2 separate regions of the Homo sapiens genome follow, and region 2 is linked to region 1. A link is a loop called in an ENCODE intact Hi-C map of the cell type or tissue named here. Cell type or tissue: Calu3. All regions are shown on one strand.

Region 1 (8,000 bases):
AGATAACAATAAACTATTGCAGTACCAGAGCCTTCCTTGTCAAATTCACAGCAGGCAACCCACCAGAGCTTATTTCTCTGACAGGGCAATAAAGATAGACTCCATTTATTGTGTTTCAAGAGGATTAAGCGTAAACACATCTATGATACAGAATCCTTAATTTTGCACTTTTTTTGAATATTTGTACAGAAGTTGTAAATTTTTTGGAAGAGAAATTATATTTGTAGCAAAAAAAGACAGCAATAAATGGAATCAGTGCCATGCTCTTGAAATAATGTACTAAGTCTTAGAAGTTGATGATAATATATATTTTTTAAAATCCCAACTGAAGTTTTTGTGAAGTTCGTTGTCCTGGTCCTCAAATTGTTTGTGGGTACACTCTGTAAACCTACAACAGGGCCTGCCAAAAAATCGGAGGGTTCCTCCTCATCTCCATCTCACAAATCTCAATTTGATGGAAATGTTCATTTTAGTGTAATTTCAGATTCGTTGCCAGAGATTCAGGTGATAGTAATAAGTGTCATTCTGCTTCTGCTGAAAAATGAAAAGGGTCCTGAAGTGTGGACACTGATTGGGAGTGTGACATTGTATCAGAAATGACCGAATTCTATTCCCAATACCAGTTTTTCCTTCCAGACATTTCTTTAGATTGTCTTTTACTTAGTGCTTCTCTATGATCCTGAATATTATTTGATTTTTATCTTCTTGCTCTTTTTATTAAAATCTGGGCACTCTAAAAATGAAAACAAATTTCTATTTGCAATGTTCACTTTTAAAAATAAAATTAATGGTGCTACGAAGAATTCTTTTTAATATCCTTTTTTTTCTACAAAGACTGTTTATATGTAAGGATAAATTCTATTTTAAAGGTTATGTGTATTTTTTCTAGATGTGAACTATTTATAATTACTTATGTACAGGAGCTTGTAAACTAGGCCCAATAGAAATATTTTTAGGATCTATATGGCTACTTTAGCACATAATTGTTTCTTTAAAGAGTATTGTATGATCAGTGTTATTTGGTTAATTTGTGCAATTTGTTTTATTTTATCTTAAATGAAAATTATGTAAAATGTCCTTGTCTTTCAGACTTTAAAAAATCTTTTTGTTTCCTTTCTGAATAAAAGTTATATCACATTTGCACCCTCTGAAAACAGAAAATAACTTGCTCAAGGACCTTTTGGCCCAGTCAGTTACTTGAATCATGACTCACACGTGCTCTTACAATGGGTTCCCAGAAGGAATAAATAAATTGGCCCTTTTGCTCCAGAGATAGTAATTTAGCCAATTGTAAGATCAGAGTCTGCAGACAGGTGAGTAATGGTCAAAGCATTTCAGTCTCCCCGAGGGGTTAACCAAATAGAAATGAAAGAAGGGGGAGAGGGAGGGAGGGAGGGAGAGAAGGAGCCTGAGGCAGATATGGAACGATCTCTGCAGAGGAATTACAAAGAAAGTCATTTAAGCCCCTTTACAGACCAGCTCTGCTGGGAGGATGCAGAAATAAATGATCAGCGTCCCGGCGTGAGAGAGCTGCCCCCAGAAGTGGCCGGGGGAGAAAAGGGTGAAGAGGAGCTAAAGCTTAGGAGGCGATTTCCACGGAAATGGATGCTCCCTAAGGATGTGCGGAAAGGGGATGGGAATGTGCGGATTGGGGGCGGGGGCACCAACGCACTCCGGCGGGCAAGCGGTCTCCCGCACCACCTGCTGCAAGGCTCGGGAAGGAAGGCGAAGATAGCACCGGGGCATCCCCGGGAGTCCGCAAGGTGGGTCACTTGGACTTTGCGGAAAGAAGACGAATTTGAGGGGTGTGGGGAGCAGCCAGAGGCCGAGTCCGAGGCTGGGATGGCCTTTCAGGAGAGGACGTGGGAGTATGTGCTAATAATCGGTGGCTTTGGGGAAAGCAGAATGGAGCCGGCTGGCGTTTGGGAGACAAGGAATGGAGGAGAACAACCCTCTTCCTCACCCTGATTTGCTTTCTGGTAGGACCTCACGGCAGGTGTCCCCGGGACGGCGTTCTCCTAGGCTAGGCGACCAGGGCGGTGTCAATGCACCCTCCAGCGGTGCGCGCAGGCGGGAGAAGGGAGGGCGGCCCGGGCAAGTGAGACAGTTAAGGCAGTGTCCCCACCACACCCCCACCCAGATTGGCCACGCCGAGCTGGTTCTTGACAGAAGGCCTTCGCGGAGGAAGAGGGGGCACAGCTGCACAGGACACCCTACGGAGCCTGCGGGCGTGGAACTTTGCCAGGCGCACGGGAACGCGCGCCCTTCCTGTCAGCCTCCCGGGGCGCCAGGCTCCCGCGGCCCGCAGCGGGACAGCCTCAGTTGTGTGGGCTGGACCCAGTCGCTGGGGTACCGACCAGTCCTGGAAGGCGCAGAGGACGTGGAGTGGGGAGGCTGCCTTCCTATGTGCGAAGGGCCAGCCGGGCACGCAGTCCTCAGACCCTAGTCCGCACCCGGCAGGTCCCCACGGCACCTGCTGCGCCCTCCTCGCCGCTCCCCCAACCTCCCCATCTCAGAAAACTACCAGTTCTCTCCCGCCCCCCGGCGCCCCTTTCCCAGGAACGTGCGGAGGCGGGAGAAGAGGAAGACAGGAAGGGGGTGGGGATGTGAAGCGACCGTCCCAGCCTTCCCCGCCCGCCACCCCCACCCCAACTCGGCAGCCGTCACGTGATGCCTGGAGTGGGAGGTGGGGAGAAAAGGCGAGACTTTTGTGGGTGCTCCCGATCGCCAGTAGTTCCTTCAGTCTCAGCCGCCAACTCCGGAGGCGCGGTGCTCGGCCCGGGAGCGCGAGCGGGAGGAGCAGAGACCCGCAGCCGGGAGCCCGAGCGCGGGCGATGCAGGCTCCGCGAGCGGCACCTGCGGCTCCTCTAAGCTACGACCGTCGTCTCCGCGGCAGCAGCGCGGGCCCCAGCAGCCTCGGCAGCCACAGCCGCTGCAGCCGGGGCAGCCTCCGCTGCTGTCGCCTCCTCTGATGCGCTTGCCCTCTCCCGGCCCCGGGACTCCGGGAGAATGTGGGTCCTAGGCATCGCGGCAACTTTTTGCGGATTGTTCTTGCTTCCAGGTGAGAATACCCAGAGGCCAGCAGCCGAGGCCAGGTGCGCACAATCCATCTACCCGCCAGCCCTTTTGCCCCCAAGGCGCCCACCTCGGGGCCAGCCCTGCGCTGGGGCTGCCCAGCGGGAGTTGGCGGCCGCGACTGGTGCCCCGGGGCGCGAGGCTGGGAAAGTGTCCAAGTCCCGCGCTGCAGGAGGAGAGCGGGGAGCGGCGGGTTTGCGGGACTCCGGGCTGCAGCTTGTCCGGCTGCACCGTCGGGAGAAGCTGGGCTTGAGAGGAGGGAGGGTCCGAGCGGTGCTGGGTTCTGGGCGAGGGAGAGGGGGCGACATCTCCCGAACCCTGCCAAGTTGTCTGGCGCCTCCGGCACCCCGTGGGAGTGGCGCCGCCGACAGGTGAGCGATGCGCGAGGCAGCCTGCGGCCACGCTGAAGCTGGGTTGCTGCGCTCAGAGTGCGATAGATGTGGGGCTGCGGGAGCGTGGGTAGTTGGGTCTAGACAGGAGCGCGTACACCGAGAACAGCCAGGCCGAAGCGTCCAGAGGCGCAAAGGTCTCGCGTCCTCTCTCCAGTTCGCCTACTGGCTCCCGACTAAGCTCTGCAGAGCTGGAACCCCGACCACTGACCCTAGTCGAACGGTTGTCCTGAAAGCCGGGGCCTGGAAGAAAGGGCTGCGGGGTCGGGGATCCAGGGTGCGCGCGCTCACAAACGCCCTTTCCCACCCTCTGTGGCCATTCGGGTCGCCGCGGGGACGGCCCCGGAGAAGGGCCGCCGACCCGGGCTCGGGGACTTGCGGCGCAGCAGCGCTTGGCGTCTGGCACCTCCACCCAAGTTGTTCCCAGGTGGTCGCTCAGGGATCCTCAGAGCCCTGGCACAGAAACGCTGACTTTAAAAATTAAATAAATAAAAACTAAAAAGACGTCTGCGAATGTAATCACGAATGGTGCCAAAATAGTAATTAAGTAATTTGTAACCAATTAGCAATTAGGCAAATCCTTTGGCTTAGGCTGGAGCTAACGCACATCTCCAGAGCTACTTCACTCTTGCGGTGGTACCGTCCCCACCCTCCCTTCAACTTCTTGGGAAAAGGCCTGGGGTGGTAATGGATGGGCGCTTTGTGTCTAGAGCCGGGGTCCAGGGGTGGCGGGCACTATTCCACTTTCTTCCGTAGGACCCTAGGTACCCGCGCCGCCCCCTGCCGGTGTCAGCCACATCCAGCCCTACCCGGAGACCCAGGAGTGGTCTAAGCCTGCCAGAGGCTGGGAGCCGCCTGGCTCTGAGGCGTGGGATGGTCGTGATTTCCGGGGTGGGCTCTGTGGGGGCCGGATCTGAACCCGACTGCGTCTGTCTCGCAGGCTTTGCGCTGCAAATCCAGTGCTACCAGTGTGAAGAATTCCAGCTGAACAACGACTGCTCCTCCCCCGAGTTCATTGTGAATTGCACGGTGAACGTTCAAGACATGTGTCAGAAAGAAGTGATGGAGCAAAGTGCCGGTAAGAGCCTGGCAGCCCTCCCCCTCGCTCTTAAGCCTGGGCTGTGGGGTGGGAGTGAGGGGGCCATTAAATAGCAGGAAAAAGGACTGACTTTGATTTAATGCCCACACACTGGTTATCGCAGATTTAGTTTTACAGTGCTGGGAAAATGAAGAGTTCCAAGTTACTTTAATCTCATTAGAGTTAATTACCAAGGCTTCTCCCCAAGGGTCTTGGGAGGGGAAGTGCATGTAAATTAGTGGCTCTCCTCTTTTTATTTACTCCCTTCACCTCCCTATGCTAAAAGCTGATGGAGGTAGAAAATATATGGCTAACCAGCCCTGGCTTGGGCAACTAGACAGTAGCCTGTGAGCATTGTCAGCCTGAAATATGGAGCTAGTTGAAGCTCCCAGAGGTCAGAGCTTGAAAAATGTGTTTTGTCATAGAGGCACACCATATTTCCTTGAAGAACACTACAGGATCTTTGTTTAATTTTAGAACTAATGCATCAACTTCCAGGCACAAATTGCCAAGATCTTTCAAAGGAATGCCGTTCTCAGCCCTACCAGCTTAGCTGCTGGCTAGCTGAGAAGAAGTCCTGAGCATCCTGTGGGGGAAGGGGAGGTCTTGTGGGATAGCCCTCACTCCCTCTAGTTGACCAAGAATCTTCTCACTGAGGTAGAACTTTCCAACCCTCTCCTCACCCCCTACCCCAGCTGTCTTATCAGAAGTCAAAGTTCCCCAAAGTATATCTGGAACTTTGGGAGAATAGGTAGAGCTGTTACTTCAGTTTCAAGGTCAAAACCATAAACACAGACCTTGCCATTTTAAGGATATTAAAAGGATGGGAAATAGCATAACTTGATGGCTGATAGTGAATGAACCAAAGCCCCCACTTCCTTTAGTTCTGTGAACTGCCTGCAGAGCCCGGTGAAGTGATTAGAACTGTTATATGATTCCCTTTACCCGCTGGCAAATCAATGCAAGGACTCTAGTTTCAAAGCCAACACCTTGGGAAAGTCGTTTCTTCTCAGAGAAGGGCCTGGAAATGTCATATTGCTATCCTCATGGTTATTTGGAAAGCAGATGTTAGCTTGACACTGTGTTGTGTTGTGGTGTGTGTGCAGTTGTAAGGGCTGGTTTGTATAGGTCATTATTTGTTGCACCAAAATCACTCTTCTGGGAAGCCTCAGACATACTGGCTCTCAAGGGTAACTTGTCTCGAGAAATGCGGTAAACATTATTTTGGCACGTGGGATTTGGGCTATTAATGATGCAAAACAAAACAAACTTGGCGATAATTCTTAAGATTGATAGGGATAATTTGAACAAATGGGATTTTTTTCTACTTGTGTTTCTTTCCTACGTTTTACCTGAGCAAAGAATTTACTGCCTTTCTACCAGAGGGACTGCTGTGATTTTAGTCAGAATTACTGTTAACACTTTATTGTTACTTTCAAATATTTGCAGCTTTCTTGAGACAGTAGTTTAGAGCCAGACAAAATGAGAATGTGCCGTGGACACGTTAAGAACTTCTTCAGAGTCCACAAGGCCACTGCTTACCTGGGTGTCATATTTTATCACCTGGGATATGGTTGAGAAGGGGATGTAAGCTAAATTTGAGTCAGAAGAGGTCCTTTTTCTGAGACACATTTCTTCTTCTCTAAAAGTGTATCTAAGATGAATACCACACACTCCATTTTCAAAGTGCTGTTTTTCATCTTGCTTCATTCTGTCCTCAAAACCACTCTGTAAAAGAAGCAGAGCAGGCATTTTAACTTCCATTTTATCCACAGAAACTTCAGCACAGACTTCAAGTGTCTGGCCTAAGGTTGCTCGCTTTCTATAAGCTCAGACAAGGTAGGTACCTTGTCTCCAAACCAGGCCCCTCTGGCCACAGGTCACAGCCCAACAGGTAGAGACAGAATCAAGTAATAAGGCAGTTTCAATTGTGAAGTTTGACAAACAGAAGCAGTCGATGAACTCAAAGGAAAAAGTTTTGAAGGGAAGGATGCTAGGTCGGGGTGTGTGCACATGGAAGCAAGGCATTCTAAGCCTAAACTCCACAGAAACAAGCCAAACGGATCTGTTTCTGCATCAAAAGAGCAATGTCCAGGGGGGCCTTATACCTCCAAAGCACTTCCATTTTTATGTCCATGTACTTATTAGGGACCAATTTAATTTTTTGCCAATAAGGATAGAGAGCAAACCTAAAACTTTAAGTGAACACAGTTGTAGTATAATCATCATATTAACAAGAGCTAACTGTTGTTGAGCGCCCAAGGCATCTGACTCTTTTCTGTGGGTTGCACATATAGAATCTCGTGAAATCTGGTGGTCCTCTTTCAGGATCTTGTTTCCTCATGCCACAGCCAGTCAGCATGTAATTCTATTACATGGTCAACATCTCCTCTCCAGAGAAAGTAATGCCTGTTAAATGATGCTATTAAGAATTGAAGTCAGAATTTCTTTCAAGTTTGATCAATAACATATGTTGTCCTGAGAATCTCAGCATACTAGAGCTGAAAGAGCCCAGTGACTCCTAGTTAAAGATGCATGTTGGAATCTTGCTGGGAGTTTTGTTCAACTCCACATGCCTGGGTCTCTGCTTAAAGAAGCCCATTTCATAGTCTGTGGTATATCTGGCCATGGGTCTTTTATAAACTTCCCAATGATTCTGGGGTGACCCGAGTTGAGAACTGATCTGGACAAAACTTTTTGTGTTACAGAGGAAGAAAGCAAGGTCCAGGAAAATTAGATGCTTGGTCCAAGTTCACCAGCCAACTGTTACTAAGAGGCGCTTGAAGCCTGCTTCTCAGGCCAACACCTTTGCTGTAATACCACACAGCCAGCATGTCGTAAAATATCCTGCCAGGTCTGCCTGAAAAGATAGTCCAGGCAAAGTTCAAAGAGTTTAGGCCATTTTTCATATCCACCAAGTTCACCTAACAGTCCAGGTAGACAGGCCATGAAGTGGATGTCAAAAGAATCTGGGAAGCAACCAGTGAGATTTTTAAGTTTGAGTGCTATGTGGACTTGCATTTTTTCATAGATGTGGAAAAACCAGGGCTTTAAATCGACTAAGAAAATTTAATGAACTAAGCCAGTCTGACATTAAGCAGTAATGAAAGGTGTTCTCTTTCCAAAAAATACCAGCCATGCAATATGCATAGGCCTTCAGTTTTCTGGACTAAGTCTGTAAACTCAGCTCTTAAAAATTTTGAGGCAGGTACATTTAATTTTCCATTGGGAAGTATGTTTGAAATTAACCTTTACCTATTCCCCAGAGTGACATTGCTATTATGTGCTGAGATTATTATCCACCACTCTTGTTCCCTTTGGTCATTTCTGGAATAATAAGGTACTGGCTGTGGGGAAGGGAAGGTTCATTTCAACTTCTTTCATTGTCCTTACTAATTGATATTTAAATATTTGCATAATGAATGACTTGTTCTCACTAGCTCTGCACTTAATGAGTT
Region 2 (8,000 bases), 320 kb before region 1:
CAGCTCAGTGGCAGCAGATTCAGACAACCCAGAAACACACCAGTGCAGAAAGATCGCCACATGTTTCAAGAAGATACAATTTCAAGTTTTATGGGAAATCTCTTAGTCTGTAAGTGATGGCTTTTTTTTTTTTTTTTTTTTTTTGAGGCAAAGTCTTGCTCTGTAGCCACACTGTAGTGCAGTGGCACCATCTTGGCTCACTGCAACCTCCGCCTCCTGGGTTCAAACAATTCCCCTGCCTCAGCCTCCCAAGTAGCTGGGCCTACAGTCGTGTGCCACCACGCTTGGTTAATTTTTTATATTTAAGTAGAGACAGGTTTTACCGTGTTGGCCATGATGGTCTCGATCTCCTGACCTCGTGATCTGCCCACCTCAGCCTCCCAAAGTGCTGGGATTACGTATGTAGAATGATTGAAACATGTGCTAAACCAAGTGAAACCCTTAGAACAGAACAATAACTTCAAGGGTTTCCTCTTGCTCTTAGAATGCTGGGATTTTGGCACTACTCTTCCCAATGCTATAAGGCCTGGACTACATGAGGTATAGCATAGACCACTTATCTGACCTAATTAATACTATCTAACACTTACTGAGCACCTGCAGTGTACCAGTCACTATGCTGCTGATCATTCTACAGGTATGAACTCACTGAATTTTCATAAAACGCTTTGAAAGAGTTACTGTAATTTCACCTATTTTACAGAAGAGGAAACTGAGGCACAGAGAAATTAAATAGTTGGCCCAAAGTTACACATTACCAATGTTAGGTCACTCGACATCCTTTGCACCCTTTTAATTAGCTGGGTAGACTGCCATAAAAATGGAGTGCTTGGTGAGTCATTGCCCCAGTGGAGAGCATAGAGAGGTTAAGTATAGTGATCAGCAAAATTTCAGTGATGTCCAAGTTTTTGGTTCTCTCTACCTCTTTATCCCACCTTCTTAAAGAGCCCTGAGCTGTTGTGTTTTCTGGGCCCAGCTCTATTCTTTCCAAAGATGTTCTTTTTTTTCAGTCATTGATCCCTTAGTCTGCATCTAGAGCAATGTAGTATGTTTCCAAGTTATTTCCATTTAAAGTGATCTAACTGAACATCATAATTACTTTTTCCTTAAATAATTCTTTAAACATACTCTTAGATGTAATTAAGCATGGGGAAAGAGACCCTTTTCCAGTTATCCCTAAGTTTATCAATCATGAAATATATATCCAGTTCCTTTTATGGTATGTGGAAAGCACATGACATGGCCTGAGACCTTCCTGACTGAAGCCCAAGACTTGCCTGGCAGAGATATTATTCCACAGACTATAATTCTTAACAGAGGTGGCAGGAAATTTTTGACTTTGAACTTTACCTTTGTTGTGCCAGACCCCTATTAACTTCAGTAGGGACAGCACCATGTTCGAGAAGACAAAGAAGACACCCAGAGCCAGTGGAGGACACACAGGATTTATTGAGGGAACTTACATACAGGGTGGTCTAGTGGCTGCAGGCTGGACAGGAGAACCACAACTGCTGGCAAAAAGCATGCAGTTTATATAGCATTTTCACTTAGCACCCTCCGCCTAGCAACCTCCACCTGGCAACTTTCATCTAACCCAAAACAGAGGGCCTCGATCACCTGTCCAGCCTGTGTTCCATAGGATGGGTCCTGGGTTCTGATGTTCCTCATTGATAAGGAATGAATCCCTGGATTGTCCACTCCTGGATTCATAAGTTTGGAACTCCAAACACACATTCCTCTTACACCCTAGGGTCATTCTCAGGGTATGCTTAAGTTATTGCTGTCAGGTTTGTCTGCCATACAACTTCCTTCTTTCCTTGTAATGATTTAAGTATACTTTAAGCAAACTCCAAAATTTAAATACACTGGAGAGAAAAGTTAGGGTTGAAAAATTATATTGTTAAACTATCAATTATAAAAGATATCTTTTTTAAAAGAAATCTCCTTTAAATAGCAATATCTTTAGTATAAAATGTATATTTGCCAAATTTCTAACATAATAGATTTTATTTTCATGAACATATGTACACACAAGGCAAAATTGAAGTGTTTGTGGTTTTCAAGAACTGGAAAGTTCCTGACTAGTTCATCTCAGCCCTGACTGAGTATCAGAATCACCTGAGGGACTTGCAACAGAATCTGCTGTATGGGCATCTCCTTAAATCTACTGAGTTCAAGTGATGCGGGCTGGTACTCTGCTTGGTTTTGTTGTTTCCAGGTTTGACAGATCATTTTGATTCCTCTTGTCCGTAGATCTGTGCTAGGAACCAGTGAGGTACATCAACACCTATTCATTTCACCATAACCTTTTCCCTCATTTTGAAAAGGTTAAAATAGAGTTGAAGTGAAGTTCACAGCCCAAAGTCTCACTCCAGCACATGCTATATTCATCTATACTGATTTTTATACACACAACACCTGTTTCAGTAAGTACCCTGGAAGTTAATCAGCGAAGATAAGTGAACTCTTAAGAGAGCTCAATTGTAATTTACAGTTCTTTAGAAAGTGCTTCCTTTCTCTTTCCTTATTTTTTTTTTAAGCCTTAACAAAATGTGGTAAACAACTGTAAATATGTAGATCGGCAGTGAGTACATTGAGTGACTGAGTGCACACAGGCTGGGAAAAGAAATCTAAAATTCTGTTTGTTGATAGAGTGGCTAAGTCTTTGCACAGTTATTTATAACATTTTAATACACAATAAGGTTATAAAGTATTTTTATTGAGAGCTTTTATTTATGTCTGTGGCCTATAATCTTGAGAAGTCTCAAGGGTTTTTGATTCTGCTTTAAGCAATTGTTCTTTTCTATGAATTGTTATGAACTTCGAATAGCTGCTGAAGTGGGTGATGGTGGTAATGGGAGTATTTTTATTGTGTGTTAAGATTTAAAGGGCTGAAACTCTTCCTTGAGGAAGCAGATTTCTTTCTTCCTCTTTTGTTTTAAGTGGCATCCACTGTTCATATAACAAGTTCAGATACAGAAGGCGGAATTTCTCATAACCAAAGTGTGTGCTTAGATTCAGGTCAGTCAAAAATAATGTCTTTCAAACAAGATGAATCTTCCTTTTCTCTTTGAAATTATTCTATAAGGTGAATTTTTTTATTCTACATCCTACAGAAATATTTCCCAGATATCCAGAAGTTTTCAAAACAGTTTCATTTGAGAGCACCTGCTGGCTGGCACACTAACTAAAAAGTATTTGTCTCGTACATCCAAAGTCATGTTAAATACTTTGAAAGGAATAGAAGAGTTTTAAATAACATCACTAAGAGTTGAAATAGATATGTACATTCTTCTCCGGAATTTAAAATCCCTGGTTTAATGGGTTCTGACTCTACTTTCTTGTTCTCAATTTCTACCTAAATTCTGTGCTCAGACACGAATGCTTTTCCTATTAGACGTTTTGACCCTGAACCGAGTTCTTAACCAAGTAAAAGCAGAATATGGTCTCTCTGTTAAAACAAATATAACCTGTGAATAAAATGGTGCCCTGGAAAAGCACCTTCTCTTACTACAGGTGAGCTGGTTATTGCCAATGTATGTACCCGCTGTTTCCCCAGCTCATCTCAGCAGAGAGCCAGCCTTTATTTTGAATACCCAATATTGTTTCAGGTCAGGAGGTTCTGTGGCTACCATCCAAAAGATGTTGCCCTTTAGTAAGTGTGCAGCTTGAGCAAATACTTGGGGCATTCTAGATCATTAACCAGGTATATCAGTTATTTCCTGGTCTAAGAAACAAATGAATTTGAACAGAGCAAAATCACGATGATATCAGTCCTTGAACTTTGACCTTACTTTTATTCACTTGTGGCTAAAAAACTGTCTTTTGTTTTTTTAGAACTTGGCTTATTAATGCTTTGTGAAATGGAGAGAAAATAGGCTGTGACAGGAAATATAGTTTTGGAATGAGGAAATAGTTAAGAAAGAAGTGGAACAGGCCTGCTGGAAAAAAACATACACTTTCATTACTGAGATCTCTGCTATATGGTAACCTTTTAGCTATATTGTCCTTATTGATTTTGTCTGCACGGCGAGCACAGCATGGCGATGAAGAGAAATTGCCAGGTGTGGGGTGAAAGGAAAATGGTCTGGCCAGGGGTCTGCTGTTGGCATTTAAGCCATTGCAAGATTCAGGTGTTAATTGGCCTGACAGGCATATCTGAGGAGGCAGAACCACAACCTTTGTGGCTTAGAAGCTTGTTCCTGGGCCCTCTGGAGCAGTTTCTGGGTCTAGAAAGGTGGCCATCTTCCCCTTTACAGCTTTCGGTTGTAAGACAAGGGATTGGGCTGTGATGGATTGGGGTTCACAACCCACCTGGGCCTCAACCCAGAACAGTTCCATAGAGTCTCCGGCAGCTGAGACTGGGCCTTAGTATGGTTAAACATTTTCCCCAGGTGATGCAAATACCATTGCTATGATTGTGAGTATCAGTCAACTCCATGATCTTGAAGATCTTTTCTGGACAGCTCAACTCTATGAGGAAGGGCACAGGGAGAAGATTCTTTTGTTAGAGAGAGAGAGAGTCTCACTATGTTGCTCTGGCTGGTCTCGAACTCTTGGGCTGAAGCAGTCCTGCTGCCTCAGCCTCCAACGTCACTGGGATTCCAGGTGTGAGCCACCATGCTTAGTTTTCCATAGAATATTCTTAAGGAAGTTTGACTTACAGGTCATGGGAGAATGTGGATGCTCAATGGAAGTTCAAAGGGTGTTTCTTCTTCCACTAATAATTATTTGCTGTGGCCTGGGAGGGGAAGGGCTATCTAATCCTAAATCACTTTAGGCATGTGCCAGCTGTGAAACTATCCAGAGGTGCCCCCTGCACAGGACTTTGTCAGCTCCTAGGCCCTGAAAGGGTGGAGATAGTAGAGAAGTCTATTGAAGTTGCCCCCCTCCTCCCGACTCCCATGTCAGTCTGTCAGCCATCCATTCAAACACAGAGGCAAACAATACTCAGTATTTCTTCTTTTCTCCATGCAATAGCTAGATTAACATAGGGAAGAAATAATCTGATGAAAGGGAAATTGTAGACCATTTTTTAAATGAGTATCTCAATAGATGCAGGAAAAGCTTTCAATAATATCCCTCATGATTAAAACAAAAACCCTGAATAAACTAGGCATTGAAGGAACATACCTCAACATAATAAGAGCCATCTATGACAGACCCATAGCCAACATCTCACTGAAAGGGCAAAAACTGGAAGCATCCCTCTGAGAACTGGAACAAGAAACAGATGCCCTCTCTCACTACTTCTATTCAACATAGTTCTGGAAGTCCTTGCCAGAGCAATTAGGCAAGATAAAGAAATAAAAGGTATCCAAACAGGAAAAGAAGTCATCAAACTATCTCTCTTCACTGATTATATGCTTCTGTACCTAGGAAACACTAAGCACTCTGCCAAAAGACTCCTGGAACTCATAAATGACTTCAGTAAAATTTCAGGATATGAAATCAATGTACAAAAATCAGTAGCATTTCTATACATCAGTAACAGTCAAGCTGAGAGGCAAATCAAGAATGCAATTCCATTTACAATGGCCATAAAATACCTAGGAATACACCTAACCAAGGAGGTAGAAGATCTCCACAAAGAAAACTACAAAACACTGCCGAAAGAAATCAGAGATGACACAAACAATTGGAAAGACATCTCATGAAAAGACATGGAGTCAACCTAGGTCCCTATCAGTGGTGGTCTGGATAAAGAAAATGTTGTATATATACACCACAGAATACTACCCAGCCATAAAAAAGAAAGAAATCATGTTCCTTGCAGCAACATGGATGCAGTTGGAAGCCATTATCCTACATTATCCTGTAACACAGGAGCAGAAAACAAAATACCACATGTTGTCACTTATAAGAAGGAGCTAAACAATGGCTAATTGTGGACATAGATGTGGCAACAAAAGATACTGGGGACTCCCATAGGGGAAAGGGAGGGAGGGGGCAAGGGTTGAAAAGCTATAGTGTACTATGCTTGCTACCTAGGTGATGGGATCAGTCATACCCCTAACCTGAGCATCACGCAATATATCTAGGTAATAAATCTGCACATGTATCCCCTGGATCTAAAATAAAAGCTGAAATTATATTTTTTTAAAAGACTGCTATGAAGTCCCAGCAGTCCCTCACATCTTAAAGACCACATGTATAAGAGGTGCTGGTTGGGGAATTTGTGAAGAGGAATTTAAATGAGAAAAAGTTTCAGGGAGAGGCAGACCTGGAAATGAATCCTAGCTTTCTCCCTCAGTTGGTTTTGTCATTTGGGGCAACCTAATTAGCTGGAATTGCACTTTCCTCTTCTATGTAGTGGGTATAGTGAGGCTAAAGGGAAAGATTTCTGTTTTCCCAGTGGTTCCTTAGACATAATTTCATTTAACAATCAGAGATAATGTATGATAGCGTGCATAGCACATTTTAAGTATTCAATAAACAGTAGATATTATCATTATTATACAGCTAATCCCCCATCTACTTAACTGTTCTTCCCCTTCACATAGCCAAATTCTTCCTGCCTCACCTTACTGTACTTCTATGGCCAGTGCCACGGATGCCTTTCGTAAGCCTAAAGCTTTAGCATTGGAGAAAATCATGAAGCTGTGAGAAATGTAGACACCTCAGGAGTGCCAAACCCAGGGTCAGATTCCTAGGCAGGAGACGCTGTTTTGGTGCTGTCTTCTTCCACTGCACAATCTGTTGTTTCCATACTCCAGCTACCAGTATTTTTCACTTAGATATGTTTTTCTGAAATCTCCTCCATAAAGCATCATTCCAAAGCAAAAGAAATTAAGATGACAGATACTTCAGAGAGCATCATTCACATATTAGTTTGAACCAGTTAATCTGAGGGTTTGCTGTATCAACCCATCTCAGAAAACGGGAATTTAGGACATAGTATTCGAAGGGGAAGGAGACAGGAAAATAATTTCCCTAAAGTGATTTAGGAGCTTGTAATCCTCTACAGTGATTGAATAAGTCTGGGTGAAACCTTAGACTTATTCAATAGACTAATTCCTAATGGTTCCCTGGGTGAACCGGGGGAAAGAGCTGTTAGGAATTAGCATAGGGATACAGAAGTGAGGAAAAAAGCAAGTAAATGCAAATTACAAATTATAACCCTCATTTTAGGGCTTGTCACATGCCACATGCATGCAAAAGGAGAGAGAAACTGTGGATCCTCTCTGTCCTCCTTCCCTCATGTTCTCAGGATCCAGACCTGAGGCTGGTATGTCTTAAGTCAATGTTGAGGGCCTGGCCTGCTGTCTCAGGGCTATTTGCTGCATGCCTTCTGTGGGATGCACCAAGTGTCAAACCAGGTTCAAAGGGGCTTTGGGAACAAGCCTGTTGAATTGGGGTTTATGATGGCTTATATTTTCACTTCATTTGTTTAAACGAAGAGCCAAGAATCTCATTCATGATGATTCCATTGTTTTGTAACAAACAGCTCTCAAGTTCCCACTAACAACCTTCTTATTACAAAATGTACAGGTGCTTTTTTCTGTGTTTTATTTGGTAGGTTTCCCACCTCAGCCCCTAATAAATTTTGTTCCACATTAAATTAATAAATTAGCACAGGAAACTCATTTCTCCCCATTAAGGCCAAGCCTATCCCTTGTTCTGTATTAATAAGCTTCTGCTATAAGTGGTCACCTGAATACAATTCCTTTCCTGCTACAACCTTTTTTATTGTACTTATAAAAATAATTTATAAACATACCCTTAAGATATAAAATAGGCTATATTTCTCTTGGGTCACTGTATTTAATTATTCTAACCCTACTGTTATTGTATTTTTCTTTTCTGTGCATTTTTATTACCTTTTTTTTTCTTCTGAGCTTTTGAACATCACCACTGGGGGACTGGTAGTGAAAATTGACACAGTAATAATAAAGTGTTTTACAGTTTACAGGGTACTCTTGCAGCATCATCTCATTTGAACCTCACATTAACCTTTTGAAATAGAAAGGGCAGAAAGTGCAAGTTCATCTCTCTGGTGA

The links. A loop is a pair of places that touch in the nucleus more often than their neighbours do. Peaks named below come from ENCODE experiments on the same cell type or tissue, not always from the same donor. Only the 100,000 strongest peaks of a DNase experiment are listed, where the experiment ranks them.
Region 2: a loop joins it to region 1, with 2.4 times the contacts of the local background. A loop is called at or near these places in 3 of 110 quality-filtered maps.

What each region holds. Positions count from the first base shown.
Region 1 is chr2:132,664,942-132,672,941 of GRCh38, reverse strand. LYPD1 (LY6/PLAUR domain containing 1) reads left to right here and starts at 2,737. Exons shown (of 3, transcript NM_144586.7): 1 at 2,737-3,061; 2 at 4,405-4,542. The coding sequence starts at 3,010. NCKAP5 (NCK associated protein 5) reads left to right here. Exons shown (of 20, transcript NM_207363.3): 20 at 1-1,154. RefSeq lists an enhancer at 2,911-3,874. In Calu3, CTCF peaks have their summits at 3,250, 3,450 and 4,263 (motif pointing left); DNase peaks (open chromatin) are centred at 2,101, 2,761, 3,451, 4,251 and 2 weaker places.
Region 2 is chr2:132,980,605-132,988,604 of GRCh38, reverse strand. The region is part of intron 7 of NCKAP5 (NCK associated protein 5); the gene reads left to right. Among named protein-coding and RNA genes, the nearest start is that of NCKAP5-AS1, 69 kb to the right of the region's middle. In Calu3, no CTCF peak of the experiment used is centred here; no DNase peak of the experiment used is centred here.